Linked DNA regions of Homo sapiens: regions 1, 2, 4, 5, 6 and 7 are each linked to region 3. The links are chromatin contacts, found by Hi-C or POLR2A ChIA-PET in ENCODE. All regions are on one chromosome and are shown on one strand. The core of a region is the stretch at or near the end of the contact, and the rest is flanking DNA. Distances in the headings are between cores, read along the strand shown. Region 1 holds the start of RAB43 (RAB43, member RAS oncogene family). Region 2 holds the start of ACAD9-DT (ACAD9 divergent transcript). Region 3 holds the start of OSBPL11 (oxysterol binding protein like 11). Region 4 holds the start of LINC02021 (long intergenic non-protein coding RNA 2021). Region 5 holds the start of RAB7A (RAB7A, member RAS oncogene family). Region 6 holds the start of IFT122 (intraflagellar transport 122). Region 7 has its middle 33 kb from the start of RPN1.

Region 1 (2,700 bases), core at 192-2,691, 3.5 Mb after region 3:
CGTCCCAGCCCTGTGCCCTGAGGGTGTCCTGAAGATCATGGGGGCTCGAAACCATGAAAGCAAGCAAAGATTTCTGTACAGTGCGGTTCAGAAAAGTTACTGAGTGCCTTCAGCCCAGGATCTCCTGGTTGATTAGGGAGTACTAACACCTAGGTTAAGAAACTCTGATTTCATTCATCACAAATATTTATCAAACCACTGCCAGGACATTGTGGCAACCACATCCTGCTGTTTTTATTCGGAGCCATTGCCAAAGCTTGGTTCTCTCCCCCACCTTCCGGTATCTGTGAAGTTTTCAGTTTCTATCAAACTCCAGCTGGGGGAGGGAACCGGGGCTGGCCCTAGTCGAGTAAAGTTCCACCACCAGGTCCACAAAGAGACTGCAGGGAGGCGTGGCCAGGCCGGAAATTCTGACAAAAAGTTTTGGCCCTCTGGTCCTAAAAGCAACTACTTCCTGATCGCTCCTAGTCCTGGGGTGGGGATGCAGTTCTCTGGCTGAGTGCCCCGCCGGTGGGCTGAGCTGGGGGCTGCCATCGCGGTGGATGGAGGTGGGGGGTCTGATCTCCGCACTCCAAGGCGCTCCGCTAGTACCTGGAACAGGGGAGTCTAACCCCCTGCCTTCCAATGGCTAAAGTTATTTTGGAGCACAGTCCCCTCCTAGGGTGTGAGCTCCGGAGGGCAGGGCCGCCTCCTCCACACTCCCTCGCCCCCCCCCCCCCCAGCAACCCACGGCCGGCGCTTTGAGGACTTGAACCCGGCCCAGACCCCGGGGCCCAGGCCTGCTCCGACCCGAGGAAGGAAAAAGGGGAAGCCAAAGGAAACTTCAGATGGACGCGGGGTGCGCTCGCCGCGGCCAGGGGCTCCGCTGCCCCCGCCCCACCCTCCGAGGGAGCGCCTTCCAGGGGCCCTGGCCGGCCTCCCACCTTGACCCGCTTGCCCTGGATCTCCAGCGTCTTCATGGTGAAGTCGACGCCGATGGTGCTTCCCTGGCGCTCCGAGAAGGCGCCGGTCTTGAAGCGCTGCACCACGCACGTCTTGCCCACGCTTGCGTCGCCCACCAGCACCAGCTTGAACAGGAAATCGTACTGCTCGTCCGGGTCCCCCGGGCCTGGGCCCGGCCCTGCCATGGCCTAGAAGAAGCCGAAGGGCCGGCGCTCTGGACGCTGGGACCGGCCTGAGCTCACGCAAGCCGCGGGCCGAGCTCCGCCCGCTCCAGCCCACGGGCCGCCTGGCTACGTGGAGCCGCCGCAACACCTGAACCCCCAGCACTGCCGACCGCCTGCCTCGGCCTCGGCCCCGCCCCACCCCGGCTGGCTCCCGCCCCGGCCCGGCTCGGCCCCGCCCGGACCCGGTGCCCCGCGGGTTCGGCTCCCCCCCGGACCCGCCAAGCCGGGCCCTCCGCAAAGCTCCGGCCGGTCCTCAGCTCCGTGCCACACCAGTCTGGCCTGTAGGCCCGCCCCAGCCCGCCCCCGCCCGCCCCCGGCTCCGCCCTCAGGCTGGCACCCACTCCGCCCCCAGCCCAACCCTCGGGCCCACCTCAGCCCGACCCGGGTTCCGCCTACGTCCCCGCCCCCGACTCCGCCCTCAGCTCCGACCTCGACTCCGCCCCCAGGCCCACCTCAGCGCGCCCCGACTCCGACCCGACTCTGCCCTCAGCCCGACCTCGACTCCGCCCACAGGACCACCTCAGCCCGCCCCGACTCCGCCCTCAGCCCGAACTCGACTCCGTCCCCAGCTCCGACCTCGACTCTGCCTTCAGGCCCACCTCAGCCCTCCCCGACTCCGCCTTCAGCCCGACCTCGACTCCGCCCTCAGGCCCACCTCAGCACACCGCCCCGACTCCGCCCACAGGCCCACCTCAGCCCGCCCCGACTCCGCCCTCAGGCTCACCTCAGCTCTGACTCCGCCCCACCCGACTCCGCCCTCAGCCCCGACCCCAGCCCGACCCCGCCCTCAGCACCTCGGCCCCTCCTCCATCAACACCCCGGCGCGCCCACACCGCGGATCCGTCTGGCCCCCAAACCGCTGCCCACCCCGACCCTTCATCAGCTGGGACCCCCAGGTGCTGTCCCGCGCCTCCTGCTCGCCCCCCACCCAGGCCTGGTCCGCCTGCCCGGGATCCCCTACCTGCTGCCTCCCAGACCGCCGGTCAGGGACAGGCGGAGACCATGGCTGGAGCTCCGGGCCTGCAGGCCTAGACTAAGAATGACCCCCTCCGGAATGGATCACGGAGGAAGGGGACGACCACAGCAGTGTCACCTGAGTGCCCACTCTGACAGGCGGGCAGTGCAGTCTCCGAGAGTGGTGGGGGTCGCTCTTCCCAGGGGCGGAAGGGAAGGGAGGGAGCAGGCTGCAGAAGGCCAGAATCCAGGCTGGCTACAAAACTGCGGAGGAGCCCAAAATCCTTGTGAGGAGAGGACCCAGGGCCCCATTTGATGGGAAGCTAGGCCAGAAGGAGGAGCTGGGAGCTCTTGTCTCCAAAAGGCAGCCTAGCAGTGGTTGAAGCAGCTGCTAAACGGCTGGATGACCCAGCTCAGAGCAGCTACAGGCCCATTTGGGAAACTGACCCAGCCAAAAAGCACCAGTCTAGGAAGAGGAACAGAAAAACTTGAAGGGATTTCTGAGGAAGGGCAGACCAACTCCTGAGTTGGCCCAGTGAACCAGGGCGCCTCAGAGAAAGGAGACCCAAACATCTGTAAG
Region 2 (2,700 bases), core at 29-2,528, 3.3 Mb after region 3:
GTGAGGTGCCAGGCATGCCCTGCCTCCTACGTGGGCCCCTATGGCCTGGCCTTGAAACCGCCACTGCAAAATTATAACCGAGACAATGAAAGAGATCTGACCTAACCAACTCCATCTTGCTTCTAACCTCCAAGCTGTCCTTGTTCATTCCTGAGCGTAGGCTGAACTAACCTTGGGAAGGAATGAGTTTATAGTTTAACTTCAAAACAAAAATAGCCCTTTCCCGGGAAAACAACAACAACAACAACAAAAAACAACCTCTTCTTGCCTGGGACCAGTTGGCCTTTGGAGGACTAACAAATTAGCTATAAGATTAGAAATTACAGTTTAGAGGCCATACAGCCTTTGGTTGCAAGAGTCTGAACGTCCCCCAAATTGTTCCTGGGAATAACATCACTGTTGTAAAACCTACCAACACCCAGACTGGTAATCTGGCTCAACTAGTTCTGCAATCCCATTCAGGAACAGAAGACAGCAAGAAAAACTCACTTCGGCCCCCTATCAGTCCATCTCCAACCCGACCAATCATGCACCTCCCACTTCCCGAGCTTCTACTCGCCAAATTATCCTTAAAAATTCCGATCCGTTTTTGGGGAGACCGATTTGGCTAATAAAACTCCCTTTCCAACACACCCGGCTCTGCGTGAATTACTCTCTCTCTATTGCAATTTCCGTCTTGATAAATCAGCTGTCTAGTCAGCGGGCTGTAACCTTGGGCGGTTACAGCCTGGCCTGTCCCATCCCATCCAATAGTTCCCATCTCTTCTCAGCTCTCTCTGTAGTTTCTCTTCCTCCGCCTGCCTTTTAAGTTAGTGTTTCCCAGGACAGAGGTGACTCAGTTGTATCCAGACCGCTCTGTGACTGAACACCCACTTTCTTTTCCTTTTCCAAAAAATATATGTAACATACATGTCAACTAGGAACAAAACAGTATCTCAGGAATCCACCATCCAGTTAAAAATGGACCCTTACCCTTACCGTGCCCCTGCAGAGACCCCAATACAGCGCATTTCCCTCATTCTTTTGCTTTTCTCAAGTTTTACCACGGCCTCGTGGCCACAAGTGACAAAAGAGACAAGTGGAGGCAGCTGAGCCGGCCTTTAGGTTTCTGTACACAGGGAGATTTCCCATGGCTGGCATTTATGGAAACAACCGCTGGTATGTGAAAAACAGGTCCGTCACCGCCGTCACGACGGCCAGAGATTATACCCGCCGAGATGCCCGCGGCCCAGGGCCTACAATTTCCTCCGGCCAGCTCCTTTGGCCGCGCAAGCGCAGTGGGGCCGGCGGGAAGCGTAGGCGTGTGACGTCATCAGGCGGCGCGGGCCAGCCAGGTGCACGTGACTAAGGCCTTGGGCGCGGCAGGTGGTAGCCTTCCCGCCCTTCTGGCCTCTCCATCCCCTGCTGCGGGGGACCGCGCAAGCGCAGTGAGTACTGCACGTTGTCGCGGGCCAGTAACGTCATCAGACGTGTGTGTGTCCCTGCGGCGCTAAGAAGGGGAGACTGAGGCTGAGGCTGGGGAACATCGGGCAGCATGAGCGGCTGCGGGCTCTTCCTGCGCACCACGGCTGCGGCTCGTGCCTGCCGGGGTCTGGTGGTCTCTACCGCGAACCGGCGGCTACTGCGCACCAGCCCGCCTGTACGAGCTTTCGCCAAAGAGCTTTTCCTAGGCAAAATCAAGAAGGTAACGCGAGCCCTGGGCGAACCCTTGCTGTCTGGCTCCCGCTTTTCACCCTCAGCTGCAAGACTGGTGTTGAACTTTGTGAGATTCCCCAAACCTGCCAGAGAGATACACCCTGCGGCCGAGGCGTGTTAACACTCCGGATTCCTGAGTTCCAGGAAAACCTTCCCAGAGAAAGGGTGAGACATTTCCAAGACGGGGGACCCTTGGAAATGTGGTGGTGACGTGTTCCAGCTAAATTTTGTCAGGGGAATTCGGAAAACTCTAGGCTAGGTAATTAACAAAGCAGCCTTCATCTCAGCTGGTCTGGTCTGGAAATGTGCGGGGCTTCCTCTCTGATTCCTAAACAGCTTACACCATGTCCCTCCTCAGTCACCTTCCAGCGCCCTGGGGCTTCCTTCCCCAGGTGAGCCCAGCGCCTCTCCCTGCCATTGAGGTTCCTCAGAAATCTGGCTCCAAGATGCTTCCCAAGGGTGGCACAACCCAGCCAATAGTAACAGTTTGGTTATAAAACACTCATTGTCTTCTTAGAGTTGGAAGACTTGGGTTTGGTCTTGGCTCGTTGACTTTGAAACTCAGTTGTTTTTTTTGAGACAGAGTCGCGCTCTTGTCGCCCAGGCTGGAGTGCTCACTGCAACCTCCCTCCTGGGTTCAAGCGATTCTCCTGCCTCAGCCTCCGGAGTAGCTGGGATTACAGGCGCCTGCCCGGCTTTTTTTTTTTTTGTATTTTTAGCAGAGACGGGGTTTCACCATGTTGGCCAAGCTGGTCTAGAACTGACCTCGGGTGATCCGCCCACCTCGGCCTCCCACAGTGCTGGGATTACAGGGGTGAGCCACCGCGCCCGGCCAAGACTCAGTTCTTTCAGCCTTAAAATGGAGATAGTGTTGTGTCTCCTTCACAGATGTGTTGTAGAGCCCCAGTGAGATAAACGGTGCATGGAGAGTCTTCTTAAACTGTAGAGTACTGTGCAGCAGAAGAGAGAGCTGGCTTCAACACTTAGTCTTGTGACCTTGGAGCT
Region 3 (2,700 bases), core at 152-2,651:
GGTTTAGTTTATCAGAGGCATTAGGATCTCTACCTTTGTCCTTGCATTCCAATTACTTATGTACATTCCCCTTTCCAAGTCACAAATACCTTCAGGGCAAGAATCTTTTCTGATTCTGGAGAAGCTCTGGACAAGTAAGTTTTGAGCACCAGTATTTGCTACCCTCTCGAGAAAGCTGAGTTAAACAGTTCCTGCCCTCGCAGTCTATCAGAGAAAGCTGGCTTGTAAATAAATTGCAACATAGGCAAAAGCAGAAGTGAGTACAGAATTAAATCTGAGGAAGCATTAACTCTCTGACTGTAGAGGAAGTTCAGGGATACATTTCTGTGTTCCTCAAAAGGCCTTCCATAAATACCTGTTGAATGAACAAATGAATGGATTAAATCTTTTAGGCGAGGTCCCAGATCCAAACGAGATGTATCAGTAGCTTCTGGAAGCCAGTGAAAAAACTTTTATCTTTCAACAATTGCGGGATGCAGCCTCCAGGGCATATTCACCCCTACCTCCACCTCGGGAAATAATTTTGGAGAAAGGAGCATACCTGTACTGCCAGCCTTTTGCACTGCCACCGCGGCTGCTGCTGCTGCTACTGATTCCACCTCCACAGCTGCTGTTCTTGTTCGGGGTCACCGCTGTGGCCTGGCCCTCCAGCTTTCCTTCGCTCTCCGAGACTTTCATTGTGGACACTGGTTCACCCCCCTGCATCTTAACGCCAAAGTCCACTTGCCCTTCTTGAGCGGGAGAGAACAATTCTGTAGTTCTGTAGGTGACTTTTTTTTTTTAAGATTTGATCTGAATATGATACCGGTTGCTAAATCACACGGCGGCTGGGGCGGGACTGTCAAATGGTCCAGAAAAGGAAGATACACATTCCCACAGAAGTTAAACTTTTGAGAGGGCAGGGGAAGCAACGAGGACAGATATCCTTCACATGTATCTCTCTCCTTTCCGGCAAAAGCAAGGAGGAAAAAGCATCCGGCGAGAAGACTTAAGTGACATACTCAAAAGAGAAGGAGTGTGGGGAGGTCGCAGATTCTGTAGCCAAGACGGCTGGGAAAAGGACGGAGCGCCACGGACAGGGGACCCGCGGCCTAACCTCGGGGCTGACCCGCCGCGCTCCCTCGTCTCCTCCGCAGGTCCTCAGGCAGTGCGTCCAGTCAAGCCCGCTCGGCAGTTCCCGCCGCAGCCCCCGAGATACAGCCAGGGCCGGCGCGCGCAGCCGGGGAGGAGGGTCGGGGAATGAGGCCGCCGGGGGCGGGACGCCGGCTCCCGGGGCCGCCTCTCCCAGGGCCAGAGGCGAGCCACTCGGGACAACTTCCTCTTATGCCCCTGGCCCGGGCCCTCGACTGGGTTCCCAGGAGCCGGTGAGTCTCTCGCGCTATCTCCAGACCCAAGCGCGAATGCCAGGGCCGCGGCCGCCGCCCCACCCACAGCCCCACAGCCCCACAGCCCCACAGCGGGTCAGCCACCCCCCGCCCCCTGCTCCCTTCCCGCCTTCCCTTCCGGAGTAGCGTGAGCTCACTTCCCTCACAGCCGAAGCGTCTGGCGCCATCTTGGGTCAGGGCGGCGGGTCCCTGAAGGAGGCGGAGGCTCTGGGAGCTGGTAGCTGGGCGACTGGCTGATGGGCGAGGGAGGGCGAGGGAGGGCGCCGCAACGGAACGAGGAACCCGGACAGTGAAGGAGGAAGAAACAAAGGAGCCAGCAGCACTAGAGAGTTCCCTTCTGGTGTGTGAGTGCCCGCCTTCCTTTTTTTTTTTTTTTTTTTTGAGACGGAGTCTCGCTCTGTCGCCCAGGCTGGAGTGCAGTGGCGCGATCTCGGCTCACTGCAAGCTCCGCCTCCCGGATTCACGCCATTCTCCTGCCTCAGCCTCCCAAGTAGCTGGGACTACAGGCACCCGCCACTACGCCCGGCTAGTTTTTTGTATTTTTAGTAGAGACGGGGTTTCACCGTTTTAGCCGGGATGGTCTCGATCTCCTGACCTCGTGATCCGCCCGCCTCGGCCTCCCAAAGTGCTGGGATTACAGGCGTGAGCCACCGCGCCCGGCCGAGTGCCCGCCTTCCTAACCACGTCCTAGCCTTCCATTTGAGGGGCCGTTCCAGGCATTTTAGGAAGAAAGCTTACAAAAATAAGAAAGTACAAGAACGAAGCAAACATCTGTACGTTTTAGTTACTTGGGGTGGGGGGGGGGCAAGCATGACATTGGAGTAAAGCCAATCATTATTATAAATTAAAAAGAAGCTGTCATGGAAATTAGAGATCTCAGAACAGAGCTAGGTACTCTTCCAGACCCCAGACAAATCTTTCACCTTGTTTAGGCCTTGGTTTTGGATTTGTAAAACAAGAGTGCATGGGTAGATTTCTAAAGTCTCTCCTAATTGCTAATTTTAGTTTATAATAACATGACTTGAGGCTGGGCACAGTGGCTCACGCCTGTAATCCCAGCACTTTGGGAGGCCGAGGTGGGCGGATCACTTGAGGTCAGGAGTTCGAGACCAGCCTGGCCAACATGGTGAAACCCATTCTCAACTAAAAATACAAAAATTAACCGGGCATGGTGGTGCGTGCCCGTAATCCCAGCTACTTAAGAGGCTGAGACAGAAGAATCACTTGAGCCTGGGAGGCGGACGTTGCAGTGAGCCTGAGGAAGGAGAGAGACCCTCTCATATTGTTTTATACTCAGTACCTGTTTTAAGAAAAA
Region 4 (2,700 bases), core at 177-2,676, 4.5 Mb after region 3:
TAGGTATCATTATATCAACCATTTTATTAATAAGAAAACAACAGCACAGAGAGATGCAGTCACTTGCCCAAGGTCACACAGGGCCAGGGGTTGGGCCAGGATTTGAAGCAGGCAGGCTGTCTCCTGGGTCTGAACTCTCAACTACTACACCCTAATCAAACAATCCCTCTGGTCAAATGTGAGTGATAATAATAGTACCCACCTCGTGGGTGTTGATGGTGAGCCCAAGTTAGCATTCAGCGTGGGCATGTGAACAATTATAGTCAATACTGAATGGAGACCTATGATGCTTTTATGAAGGTTTCTATTTTGGGTTAAAAATGCACAAATTTCTCCTGACCAGAAATGATCTCTGAGTGCTAAATATTTCATGTCAATGGAATAACGCAAATGATTAAGCAACACCCCATAAAATGGGGCAGACCCAGGGAGGAATATATATCCAAACTGACTCATCCCAGTGAGCTCACCGCACATGAATTACAAATGGAGCAGGGTGCATTAAGCCCCTCTGCTGGCAGAAGGGAGGCTGCTGCCTGCCATGCGCCTGTGCTGAGAATGGCAGGTCCCCAGGGAGAGGAGAGGCCACCCCCTTCTCTGTCTCTTCCATCACAGGAGTGAAAGCCTCAGCGCATGAGCTGATTCTGTGCAGTGCTCGACATACAGATGAGAACACTGAGGCCCGAGGGACAGCCTTTGACCTGGTCACCGTGCTCAGGAGGAGGTGGTTACCCGCGGGCCTGAGGGTGCTGACTTTTTAGAATGGGCGAGGGCAGCTGTGTCCCAGTGACCAGAACGATTACTGCCTTTAAAAAGTCATGAAAATGATCGTGAACTGTACCCCACACCGAGCGCGCGTCTGCCCCCCAAGACTGTGGAGACGCCCCCAGCTTCCGCCGCCAGCTCGCGGGGCAGGAGGGGTGAGAGCGACTCTGGCCAGGCCCCAGGGACGGGGACCGGGTCTCGTGGCCCTGACCGGGGAGAGCCCAGGAACTCACGTGGCAGGAGCGCCGGGGGTTTCAGCAGGGAGACCCATCCCGTCTGCCCCTGGACTTCCGCAAGCCCCGCAGGCCTCTCCGCTCGCCCCGCCGCCCACCTGCCAGGGGAAGGAGCGCAGTGTGCGCGCCGCTAGGAAGCGGCGCTCGAAACTCTGCAGCAAGAGTTTGGTACCCGCGTTCTCCTCAGGCGCCATGACGTGGGCGGGGCCGCAGCGTTGCCAGGAGACCGGGCGGAAGCCGGGCCTGGACTGAAAAGGGGGCGGGCCCAGGGTAGTGCGCGGAGGCAGAGAGGTGGCGGGGCCTAGGGGTAGGGTCAGGAGGAGCGTCCTGGGGGCGGGCGCTAGGGCGGGGCCAAGATGAGCTTAGGAGGGTGGGGCCTGGGGTGGGGCCAGGATGAGCGTCATGAGAGCGAGGCCTGGGGTAGGGCCAGAATTAACGTCGTTGGGGCAGGTCCTGGGTAGATTCCAGGTTGGCGGGTCCTGGGGCGGGGCCAGGATAGGGCGATCCTGGAAGCTGGGCTTCGGAAGCGTCCAGGTTGGTGGCGTCCTGGAGGCGGTGCCTTGCGTGAGGGCAGGATAAGAGTCCTGGAGGCGGGCATTAGGGCGGGGATAAACGCCATTGGGTTCAGGAGGCGGGACTCGGAGCAGAGCCCAGGAGACAGGTCCTAGGGCGGGGCTAAGGCCAGACCCAGAGAAGGGCTCAGGAGGCGGGGCCGGGGCGGGGCGTTGACTATGTCTTAGCACATGGCCAGGCGGTGCGCGGACTCTGGGAGGCGGAGCTTAGGACGGGCCCACGTGGGGAGGGGCCCAGGGTCCGGGAGGCGGGGCGGAGTCCAGGCTGCGGGCTGCGCTCAGGAGGCGGGCCCTGGGAGGCGGAGCTTAGGGAGGGGCCGGTGTCGGGAGGGACCCAGGGACTGGGAGGCCGGTCGGGGCTGGGCTCAGGGGCCCAGACCTAGCTGGGCTTGGGGCGGGGCCGAGACGGAGCGAGGGGTCCAGGGTGTGGGAAACGGGGAGGGGTTTGAGGAGGGGATCGGAATGTGGCTCAAGTTCGGGAGGCGTTACCTGCGGAGGGTTTGAGGCAGGTCCAGGAGCGAGCCCACGGTCTGCCGACGCGGGGCCAGGGGCGGGCCCCAGGATCCGGAGCTTCGGGCGGGGCCGAGTCCGGGTTTGGGGCCCGGGAGGCGGGGCCAGTTAGAGCGAGGGTCCCTGGGATCGTCAGGTCAGGCCTTGGGCTAACGTAGGCACTCGCAGTTCCTCCGCCTTCAGGAAGGTCTTTTTAGCAGGGGCCTTACGGGTGCGCGCTTCGGTCCTGGAGGCCTTATCCTAGCCTCCTCTCTCCATCAGCGCCACCCGTCTGGGGCCCAAAAGGAGGGAGCTTTACCTCTGTCCCCCAGCCTTTGGAGTGTCACCAAACAAGCCATTCGTTCACCAAATACTTATTAAGTGCCTGACAACGGAGATGTAACGGTGAGAAAAACTCGGTGTTGTCCAGGCCCTCCAGGGGCTCAGGGGCTCGTGGAAGAAGTGGACATTGAAGTATTTATCACACAAATGAGTGTAAAAGTACAATAGCATATCTGCCACGAAGGTGAGCAGACAGAGCTAGCGGGGCTTGCAGGAGGAGTTTTGATCTTGCGGGGACAGGAAGGAGGAGTTAGCTCCTGCGGGGTGGGATTGGGGGTTGTGGTGATATAGACGTGGGG
Region 5 (2,700 bases), core at 108-2,607, 3.1 Mb after region 3:
TGTGCCTTCTCTTTTCTTTTTTGTTTATCTTTTGGAAGAGACAGTCTTGTTATGTTGCCCAAGCTGGTCTTGAACTCCTGGGCACATGCAAAGTGAAAGCAGAGAAAGAGTGGACTTACCCCAGAGGCGGATGGTTCTGCAGTGTGCAAGGCCATTTCAGAATACACATAGAGAAAACAGGAGAATAGGTGGTGAGGGTTTTGGGGAAAGAGCCAATTTTGGTTGAAAAAGTAGGGGAAACCCCAGACATTGTACCATCTCAGGGTTGAGACTGCTTGCCTAGCTTTTGAGATTTTTTTTTTCCCCAGACCCCTCAACTCCTGAGATCTTATCGGGAAGCTGCTGATCACCAGTTTTAGGTGTTTTTATCTATTGGGAGACTGCCTTTCTCTGGTCTGGCTGCAACCAATTATTATTTTAGAGAGACAGCTTAACCTGACAACCACGTCATGGTTGCCTCACATTGCTGGTCGGGGAGTGGCCCCTCTCCTGCCCTGCTCAGGTCTGACTACTTACTGTAACAATTGCAAGGTTTTTGGATGGAACAATTGAAAGAATGGAGCTTGCATGAACCAAAATAAGAAAAGACTATGAGAGGGCATTGTTGAAGATGGAGGCAAAAATTCTGAGTGGATCCTGATGTGTTCGGATGGGGCTGGTGCTTGGGAGGCTGCTCTGTGCTTACAAGAAGAGTTCTACCCGGTCCATCTTTATCACATCTTCTCTAATACTAAGTTCAGAGAGGCTTTAGCTCATTTTCCATTTTCTTGGGCTGTCTCCTCTGCCAGACAAAGTGCCTATTTCTCCTGTCTCTATCACCGAGCCACACAATTGCTGTAGTCATTTGCAGTCTACTAGAACGATAACACATATTGGCATCAGACAGATCTTGGTTCAAAACCTCGCTCCACCAGTTTCTGTGTTGAGCTAGACCAAGTGACATGATATACTGAGTCTCAGTTCCTTATTTGTAAAATGGTGATAATAATTTTTGGTTAAGTAATTAAAGTAAGGATAAATGATGCCTTTCGAAGAAGGACACAACTGGAATGGCCAGTTTACCCCTTGTCCCCTCTTCGGTGGCATTATTTATTCTGGAGTAAGGAGGGATGGCTGAGGGAATCTGTCTGTGGGTCCAACATGGCGCCGTCCTGCTCCTTGTATGAGCCTCAAAGATGGGGACAACCATTTGGGGGCAGACATGTTTGTAGCACGAGATCCAGGCTCAGTCCCGAGGCAGCCGGAACGTGACGCAAGGTTGAGGCGGGGCTCCTCCCCCGCACCCTGGCGTCGAGCGTCTCGTGACAGGTACTTCCGCTCGGGGCGGCGGCGGTGGCGGAAGTGGGAGCGGGCCTGGAGTCTTGGCCATAAAGCCTGAGGCGGCGGCAGCGGCGGAGTTGGCGGCTTGGAGAGCTCGGGAGAGTTCCCTGGAACCAGAACTTGGACCTTCTCGCTTCTGTCCTCCGTTTAGTCTCCTCCTCGGCGGGAGCCCTCGCGACGCGCCCGGCCCGGAGCCCCCAGCGCAGCGGCCGCGGTAAGCAGCGGGCCCAGCCCGGCCGGCGGCCTGGCCCCATCCCCCCCCTCAGCCCCTCGGTCGCCAGGGCCTCGCGTCCTCCCTGTCCTCCTGGGCAGGCTCCAGTCCCAGCCCTGGCCACGCGGGCACACCCGGCATCGCTCAGGCCCCCGGAGCAGGCCAAGACCCCACCCGGCTTGGAGAGGTCGGAGGTCGTCGGGCGTGACCTCTGGCCGGGTTGCCCGCCCCGGCCACCCGTCTCGGACGCTCTGTTTACTGTTGGCCTGGATCTCAGAGACCCGAGAGGGTTCCTTGACTTGGGCGGCCCTGCGCCGCGGCAGGACGCGCTGGCCAGTGGAGTTCCTTAGCGCGGCGAGCAGGAGGGTGTCAGAGCCCACGCCGCCCGCCGCCGTGCCCACCCGGCGGGCATGGGTCACAGGCGCTGGGGGCCGAGCCGCGTTCCCATCCGGTTCTTCAGTTGAACAGCCTGACCCTGTTAGTGGGAGTTCCCTGACGGCAACTGAGTCAAGGCAGTGAGTCAGGTCACGTGCGCTGGGCTCGCCTCGACACTTGTGTACATTGAGGCGCCTCTGGCGCTGGGAGACAGGGAGCTTTTTGTCCTAGGCATGTTACGGTAAATCCTGAGAGAAGTTTTTCAACTTAATCGAGGAAAGATGGTAGTTGGATGTAGAGTTGTGTTTCCATTCCGACCGTGTTTGGGGCCTCTTTCTGCATTCATTTTAGGCTTGATACCTAATGGGGTCATAAGGGGAATATTGAGAATATTGACAGCAAATATTTGAGCGTTTATTGTATGCTAGGCAGCGTGGCAAGACCTTTTAACAGATCATTATGTTTAGTTCTTTGAACAACCCTCTGAAGTACCACTGTTGTGCCCACTTAACACAGTGGGAAGTTGAACAGAGAGGCTAAGCCATTTGGCCAAGGTCACACAGCTAATAAGTTACGAAGCAGAGATGCAAGCCCAGGCAGTCAGACTCCAGAGCACTGTATTAAATTTCTAGGTTGTACTGCTTTCACGTACCCCTGAAGCTTGCTGGTTTATCTTTTGCTACCTGGTATCTGTACCTCAGTGCCTCCCACCACCTCCTTTCTTTCTATTGATGTCATTTGAAAGTCTTTCTGGTAGCATCAGTTCTCCCTTAAAGCCATAAGAAATGCCGTTT
Region 6 (2,700 bases), core at 48-2,547, 3.8 Mb after region 3:
TCATCTCAAAAAAAAACCCACTAAACTAAAACTTCATTAAAGTTCCAATGTGTCTTCTATGATGAAAACATACTTTTAAAATTAAAAAAAAAATTTCAGTAAAGTGTATCCTAATCACTAAACCACAGATTGTAAAAGGTGGATGGGTCTAGAGAGATCATTTAACCCAAGTTCTTTTCTACAAATAGGGAAACTGCAAGAACTAGAATTAGAATCAAGGTTTTCTGATGTAATTTGGGGTAAAATAATTTTGAGGAGCTGGATGGATCTTATGAAATGATATTGTTTACAATTTTAGAGATAAAAATACTGAAGCCTGGTGGAATCAGCACAAACTCTTAAGAGACTGGGGCTCAAATTCCAGCTCTACCAGCTGTAAGTTTAGCAGCAAGTTACTTAACATCTCAAAGTCTCGGTAAAAGACTCTGTAAAAAGAAGGTGATGCCTCTTTCAAAGTAGTTCTTAGTATTAAATTTTGAAAAAAGTAGGTAAATCTTAACCTCCTATCACACACGTAGTCTAATGACTTCCTAGGATCCTCCAACCCCAAGGGGACCTCTTTCACAAAACCTCCCGGCTCCCCCCCAGTCTCCCTAGTCATCTTAGATGAGGAAGTCGAGCGCACCCCAGGGCTGATCGCACAGGAAGAGCACCTGGGCTCCAGACCCTAGTAACTAAACCCGTGGGCTTCGAGGTTTCTGCCGACCCTCTGTCAAAGGTTAGAAAGGCCCACACACTGTCCACTCTCCCGATACCATTTTACAGGTGGTGAAACTGAGGCCCAAAAGGGGACAGTAACTTACCGGAGGTCATTCGGCGGGTCTGGGACTAGGCGCTCACTAGAGGTGACGGTGGGGGCAGCTCCGCGGTCCCCCAGACTCAGACTCTCCAGCCCAGTCGTGCCCATCGAGCAGGGTCCGGCTGCAGCAACGAGCCCAGCGCCGCAACGCCCAGGGTGTGGGGCGGAGTAAGATGTGAAACCTCTTCAGCTCACGGCACCGGGCTGCAACCGAGGTCTGAATGTTGCGAAAGCGCCCCAGACGCCGCCGCTGCTTTCCGGCCGCCCCCTCGGCTACAGCCGCCATTTCCACGCTCCACCAATCAAATCCATTCTCGAGGAAGACGCACCGCCCCCACACGCCCCGACCAATCGCTCGCGCTCTGGTTGCGCTGGCGCCTTAGGGGCTCCAGTGCCACCATTGCTTTTGCTGCTTTTCTGGCTTTCCCTTTCGGACATGCGCGCTCGGAGCAAGGCGCCCTCGCACTCAGCTTACCGCGCATGTACGTTGCCAGGGGTAACGCAGGTAGCCAAAGTGGCTTGTGGAGTGGCGACCGTTAGTGAGGCGGTTGCTGAGACAGACGCTGAGGCGGGTAGGAGGAGCCCGAGCCGTAAGGGAAGCCGTGATGAGGGCCGTGTTGACGTGGAGAGATAAAGCCGAGCACTGGTGAGGAGCGGGGCGGTTCGCGAAGAGCAGGAGGTCGAGTCCTCGCGGGGAGTGCGCGAGCCGCTGCAGCGTGTTTGAGGGGGGCAGCGGGCTTGCTGCCTGGGCCGAGGGCACTGAACCCCGGCCTGGGAGACTGCAGGGTCGCCCTCCCGCCCCTTGGCGGTTGGAGAAACTCCCGAGGGTTGGAGAGCGGCAAAGGGAGGTGCCGCGCCTGAGGTGGTGGCGGGTGGAGGCGGCTCTTCCCTCACGGTCTGGCCCTGTCGCTGCCTTGGATTCATCTCACACCCACGAGACAGCACGAAGCTGCTCAAGCTTCACAGTTCTTGCCACATCCACATAGTACCCATACTCTTGTTTTCTTGACGTTTTTCTCTAAATTGTCTCATTTATTTTAATTATGATTTCACATTTTACAAGGAAACTTTATTACTCCATTTATGAAAACCAGTGTCACTTGCTCTAAATGTTAAGATAAAATCAGCGTCGCTTGCTCTAAGTGTAAAAGTAAAACTTAAAGTAGGGAGAAACAAAACTGAACAAGCTGTAGCTAGCTATTGTTGCTAGGGAGCCTTTAAACCTGAGATCTCGTTTCTCTAAAACTGGAGATGGGCAGGTATGATCAGAAAGGTGCTCAAAATGAGCACCAAACACAAGCTCTCCTAATTGGGAAGTCTGAAAAAGAACTGAAGGGGAATGACTTTGTCACCTTTTGATTCAGTTATTTAATGTCCTATTCCATTGTTATCGCCTAAATCTATAACATAGCAGTCTGTTTTGTCATATTCTTACTTATGGGATAGGTCTTGGCCTGACTTTGAAAATCATTCAGCATTGTTGTGAAGCCTCTGTTCTGGCCACTGGAGCAGGTTACTTGTCTTTGGTTCTGTCCCTTCTGAGATCTTTCTCTGTGTAAAGCATGCCGTCTCTCCTCATCTCACACGGAAATCCTGAACATCCTTCAAGGCTCACGTTGGAGACGGGTCCTCTCTTTTGTGTTCGGCACTAGTGGTAGCTGACACTATGTGCCAGGTGCTGGCTAAGCACTTCATATCCTTTATCTCGTTGTGTCTTCACCACTCTCTAAGGTAGGTACTATAATTTCCTCTATTTTATGTATGAGGAAACTGAAGCCCAGAGAGGGTGGATAATTTGCCAGCGTCACACAGTGAGGGGTGGAACCAGCTTTCAAGCTCAGGTCTTCCTCACTCCAACGTCAACGCTCTCAGCCACTACATTAATTTTTCCTTATGTTACA
Region 7 (2,700 bases), core at 133-2,632, 3.0 Mb after region 3:
CTTCTGCTGTCTGCTCCCTTCTGTGTCCCCTGCATTTAGTCCTGGGCCTGTCACACCACATATGGAACTAAGGGCCTGATGGAAGCTGAGACCCTAAAGGGCTGGGCTGGGGGCACCATGAAGGGGTTGGCCATGGTAGGGGACAGGCTGCATCATTCAGCTTTCGCTTCAGGTCTAGCCCAGTTTGAAGGTTCTCTCTTCCCTCCCTGTCATCTCCCACACCTGCCCAGGCAGGTGACAAAGCAGTCCCCAGATCCCAGGCCACCAGCCCCAGAACCAGGCCAGAGTCCCAGAGTCAGGCCCAGCTTCAAAATGGCGCCAGGCCTCATCCAAAGCATCAGGCCTTTGCAGAGGGCCCTGGGGTACACTCGGGGGCATTTCCTGTCTGAGCCTGCGGCCCCCAACCGCTGGCAGCATGGGCTTCCGGCGGGGCTGCGGCCGGGGCCTGCACTATCAGCTCGGCACCAGACGCCCGGTCAGGATACTTGTGGTGAAACTGTGAGGGCGCACTGGGTCCTTTGGGGTTTTCTCCCATGACAGCCTCCAAGACAAATGGAAGAGAGAAAGTGACACCCAGCCCTTCTTCAGCCGTGTTTTCCCCTCCCTGAGCCAGGGTCCAGGTTCAAGGCTGGGGGACTGCCATGAGGCCACCTATGACTACAGGGACATCCCAAAGCTGCAGCCATGGAAGCAGCCAGGGCCAGGCCACTAGGGTCAGGCATCTTGGCCAAGGCTGGACAAAAGGCACTGTGGCCTGGGGATCTGAATGGGAGTGGGAGTGGGTGGGCCACTCCTATACGGCCACATGAGGGCCACAGAGAAAGTACGCTGGGTCTGAGACTGAGAGGTGTCAGGTGTCTGGGGCATGTCACCTTGCGCCAAGGGATGCCCAGCCTGAACCTGGCTTTACACCTAGGGCCCCACTTCACCTCCTCCCTGAGATTTACAAGGGGGAAACTGAGGCCCTGTTTACTACTGGGGAAACCGAGGATCAGGGAAGCGCAGGGCTGCGCGTGGCGTAGGGCGCTCTGTCCCAGCAACCAAAGGATGTAAGCCCGTAGGTGGGGAGGGCAGCACCGGATGCCCCACTGGGCCCAGGGATGCACCCACCACAGGATGCTGGGGGAGCCACCGGCCTTGGCCAGCCCAGCTAGCCCTGTGGCTTTCCAGGGCAGCTGAGAGCCCAGGTCCCCATGGCTAAGCCCCTCAGCAGCCCAGTGGTCCTGAGCCCGCCGACCCCAGACCCAGTCCTAGTCCGGCCAGAGGAGGCCGTTTACGAGCCCACACCCGTAGGTGGCGCCACAGCCGGAGAATTGGCTTTGGTTCTGTTGGAGCCGCGCCGCCTTTAAATTAGCCCCACGCATGCGCGACTTTTCTAGCCCGAGCCCGCCGTCTGCGCCTGCGATTTCGCCCATACTCCCCGGTGCCCGCCTCGTGACGTGCCGCAGTGTTACGAAGGGACACCAGGGCGCAGGCGCAGCTCGCTCCTCAGGCCTGCGAGAGGCCCGCCGGCCCAGCAGAGGGCGCCCACCAATCTGCACGCGGGCCCAGCGAGTTATCTTGATTTCGGCCAAGCTTTCTGACTGCTCCAAAAAACGAAGAAAAAGATTCAGGGAGAGTAAGAGGATGAAGAGAGCTGGTGAAGCAGCTGACCAAATGGCCCGAGGTGGTATGCAGCCGCGGTAAAGCAGGGCCCCTCCGTGAGGCACAGCCGCCCGGGGGTTCCCTAGGGGAAGCAGGGGCTGCGGCAGACGCCTCTCGGGCAGGTCAGGGTATGCACCCTCCCGCAGGGGCTCCCAAGGCCGGGCGTGCGTGAGGCCAGGTCCACGGGCACACCACTGTGAACACTGATTAAACGTGGCCTCCACGGCTTCCAACCCCCAGGACAGGACCAACCCTCTGCCCCCGGCTCAGGCCAGAGCTCGGCGAGACCGTCGCTGTTTAACAAGCATTTGCTATACGCCACCTTGCATTATGACAGCATGTGACCCACACAGCCATCCTAGGAAGCAGGTAACAGCCCTACTCCATTTTGCACGGAAAGACTTGCCTGAGGTCACAGAGAGCGGCAGGCCTGGGATTTCCATCCAGGGATCCGACTGCAGAGCACGACTCTGGAGGGTCTTCCTTCTTGCTCCTCCCATCCTTCCACTGTCCTTGGATCCCCCATTTTCCCCCTGCACAATCTCCTAATCCCTATGTTCAACTTCTCATTTTCAACTGGATCTTTCCCAATGGCATTCAACACACTTGGTGTCCCCAACCTTAGAGTAGAACATTCAAGCAGCACAGCCTCCTGAAGGCCCTCACTCATCCCTTTCCCAGCCTGTTTGCGAAATGCTTTGTCAGGACTCAAAGTTAAGTCTCACTTCCGTCCAATTCCCATCCCCACACCAACACAGTTCTCAAGTCACCAATGGGTAAAAGGCTTCAGTGATCCACTCCTACAGCCAAAAGGCACTGCTCGGTCTCTTCAGCCTCAGATGGTTCACTCCTGGAAACATTTTTCCACTTGGCTTCATGACACCACAGTCCTGGTCTTTCTCGTCCCAGGTAAGGAGAGTCCTGGTCTTTGTCAACCCAGGTGGCCACTATTACTTTGTCGTCTTAATATTCAGTTCTGGATCTCTTCTTATTCTATACCCTTCCTAGGCACTGTCCCCTCCCACAGCCTCCTTCTCACCTTTTCCATAACCATGT

Evidence for each region. A loop is a pair of places that touch in the nucleus more often than their neighbours do. ChIA-PET counts read pairs that join two places held with the same protein, here RNA polymerase II (POLR2A). Pooled maps may share reads with other maps.
Region 1: a loop to region 3 is called in a pooled map, with 7 times the contacts of the local background. The contact joins the promoter of RAB43 here to the promoter of OSBPL11 in region 3. A Hi-C loop is called at or near these places in 3 of 50 pooled maps. POLR2A ChIA-PET finds 5 or more read pairs at or near these places in 2 of 52 experiments (B cell and activated T-cell).
Region 2: a pooled map shows a loop between it and region 3 (8-fold over the local background). The contact joins the promoter of ACAD9-DT here to the promoter of OSBPL11 in region 3. A Hi-C loop is called at or near these places in 5 of 50 pooled maps. POLR2A ChIA-PET finds 5 or more read pairs at or near these places in 2 of 52 experiments (CD4-positive, alpha-beta T cell and activated B cell).
Region 4: a map of B cell shows a loop between it and region 3 (16-fold over the local background). The contact joins the promoter of LINC02021 here to the promoter of OSBPL11 in region 3. A Hi-C loop is called at or near these places in 1 of 168 maps with a recorded cell type or tissue (B cell) and 5 of 50 pooled maps. POLR2A ChIA-PET finds 5 or more read pairs at or near these places in 2 of 52 experiments (A673 and PC-3).
Region 5: a map of B cell shows a loop between it and region 3 (9-fold over the local background). The contact joins the promoter of RAB7A here to the promoter of OSBPL11 in region 3. A Hi-C loop is called at or near these places in 1 of 168 maps with a recorded cell type or tissue (B cell) and 1 of 50 pooled maps. POLR2A ChIA-PET finds 5 or more read pairs at or near these places in 1 of 52 experiments (RWPE1).
Region 6: a loop to region 3 is called in a map of naive thymus-derived CD4-positive, alpha-beta T cell, with 14 times the contacts of the local background. The contact joins the promoter of IFT122 here to the promoter of OSBPL11 in region 3. A Hi-C loop is called at or near these places in 1 of 168 maps with a recorded cell type or tissue (naive thymus-derived CD4-positive, alpha-beta T cell) and 6 of 50 pooled maps. POLR2A ChIA-PET finds 5 or more read pairs at or near these places in 2 of 52 experiments (B cell and GM10248).
Region 7: a map of CD8-positive, alpha-beta T cell shows a loop between it and region 3 (20-fold over the local background). The contact joins the enhancer-like site here to the promoter of OSBPL11 in region 3. A Hi-C loop is called at or near these places in 1 of 168 maps with a recorded cell type or tissue (CD8-positive, alpha-beta T cell) and 4 of 50 pooled maps. POLR2A ChIA-PET finds 5 or more read pairs at or near these places in 1 of 52 experiments (Panc1).

What each region holds. Positions count from the first base shown.
Region 1 is chr3:129,120,363-129,123,062 of GRCh38, forward strand. RAB43 (RAB43, member RAS oncogene family) reads right to left here and starts at 1,442. Exons shown (of 3, transcript NM_198490.3): 1 at 924-1,442. The coding sequence starts at 1,127. The region is part of intron 11 of ISY1-RAB43 (ISY1-RAB43 readthrough); the gene reads right to left. RefSeq lists an enhancer at 1-471 and silencers at 1,252-1,431, 1,452-1,671.
Region 2 is chr3:128,878,158-128,880,857 of GRCh38, forward strand. ACAD9-DT (ACAD9 divergent transcript) reads right to left here and starts at 1,279. Exons shown (of 3, transcript NR_186174.1): 1 at 979-1,279. It overlaps ACAD9 (acyl-CoA dehydrogenase family member 9), which reads left to right and starts at 1,463. Exons shown (of 18, transcript NM_014049.5): 1 at 1,463-1,684. The coding sequence starts at 1,535. RefSeq lists enhancers at 333-1,184, 1,040-1,589, 1,185-2,037, 1,650-1,729, 2,038-2,700.
Region 3 is chr3:125,594,096-125,596,795 of GRCh38, forward strand. It overlaps OSBPL11 (oxysterol binding protein like 11), which reads right to left and starts at 1,402. Exons shown (of 13, transcript NM_022776.5): 1 at 542-1,402. The coding sequence starts at 705. RefSeq lists an enhancer at 950-1,009 and a silencer at 1,110-1,519.
Region 4 is chr3:130,110,281-130,112,980 of GRCh38, forward strand. It overlaps LINC02021 (long intergenic non-protein coding RNA 2021), which reads left to right and starts at 1,427. Exons shown (of 3, transcript NR_146653.1): 1 at 1,427-1,532; 2 at 2,342-2,464. It also overlaps the pseudogene FAM86HP. RefSeq lists enhancers at 498-687, 788-837 and silencers at 1,838-1,887, 1,958-2,127.
Region 5 is chr3:128,724,826-128,727,525 of GRCh38, forward strand. RAB7A (RAB7A, member RAS oncogene family) reads left to right here and starts at 1,358. Exons shown (of 6, transcript NM_004637.6): 1 at 1,358-1,534. RefSeq lists enhancers at 1,082-1,211, 1,241-2,225 and a silencer at 1,492-1,781.
Region 6 is chr3:129,438,927-129,441,626 of GRCh38, forward strand. IFT122 (intraflagellar transport 122) reads left to right here and starts at 1,298. Exons shown (of 30, transcript NM_052989.3): 1 at 1,298-1,445. The coding sequence starts at 1,405. MBD4 (methyl-CpG binding domain 4, DNA glycosylase) reads right to left here and starts at 1,022. Exons shown (of 8, transcript NM_001276270.2): 1 at 804-1,022. The coding sequence starts at 907. RefSeq lists enhancers at 852-931, 1,022-1,161, 1,362-1,571, 1,722-1,771, 1,802-1,851 and 1 more.
Region 7 is chr3:128,616,334-128,619,033 of GRCh38, forward strand. No RefSeq gene overlaps it. Among named protein-coding and RNA genes, the nearest start is that of RPN1, 33 kb to the right of the region's middle. RefSeq lists enhancers at 1,487-1,776, 1,570-2,081, 1,797-1,846. Within about 2 kb of position 1,383, at least 32 of the 41 ENCODE cell types and tissues checked have a DNase peak (open chromatin) inside an H3K27ac peak, as active enhancers do; they include CD8-positive, alpha-beta T cell, where a contact is called at or near this core.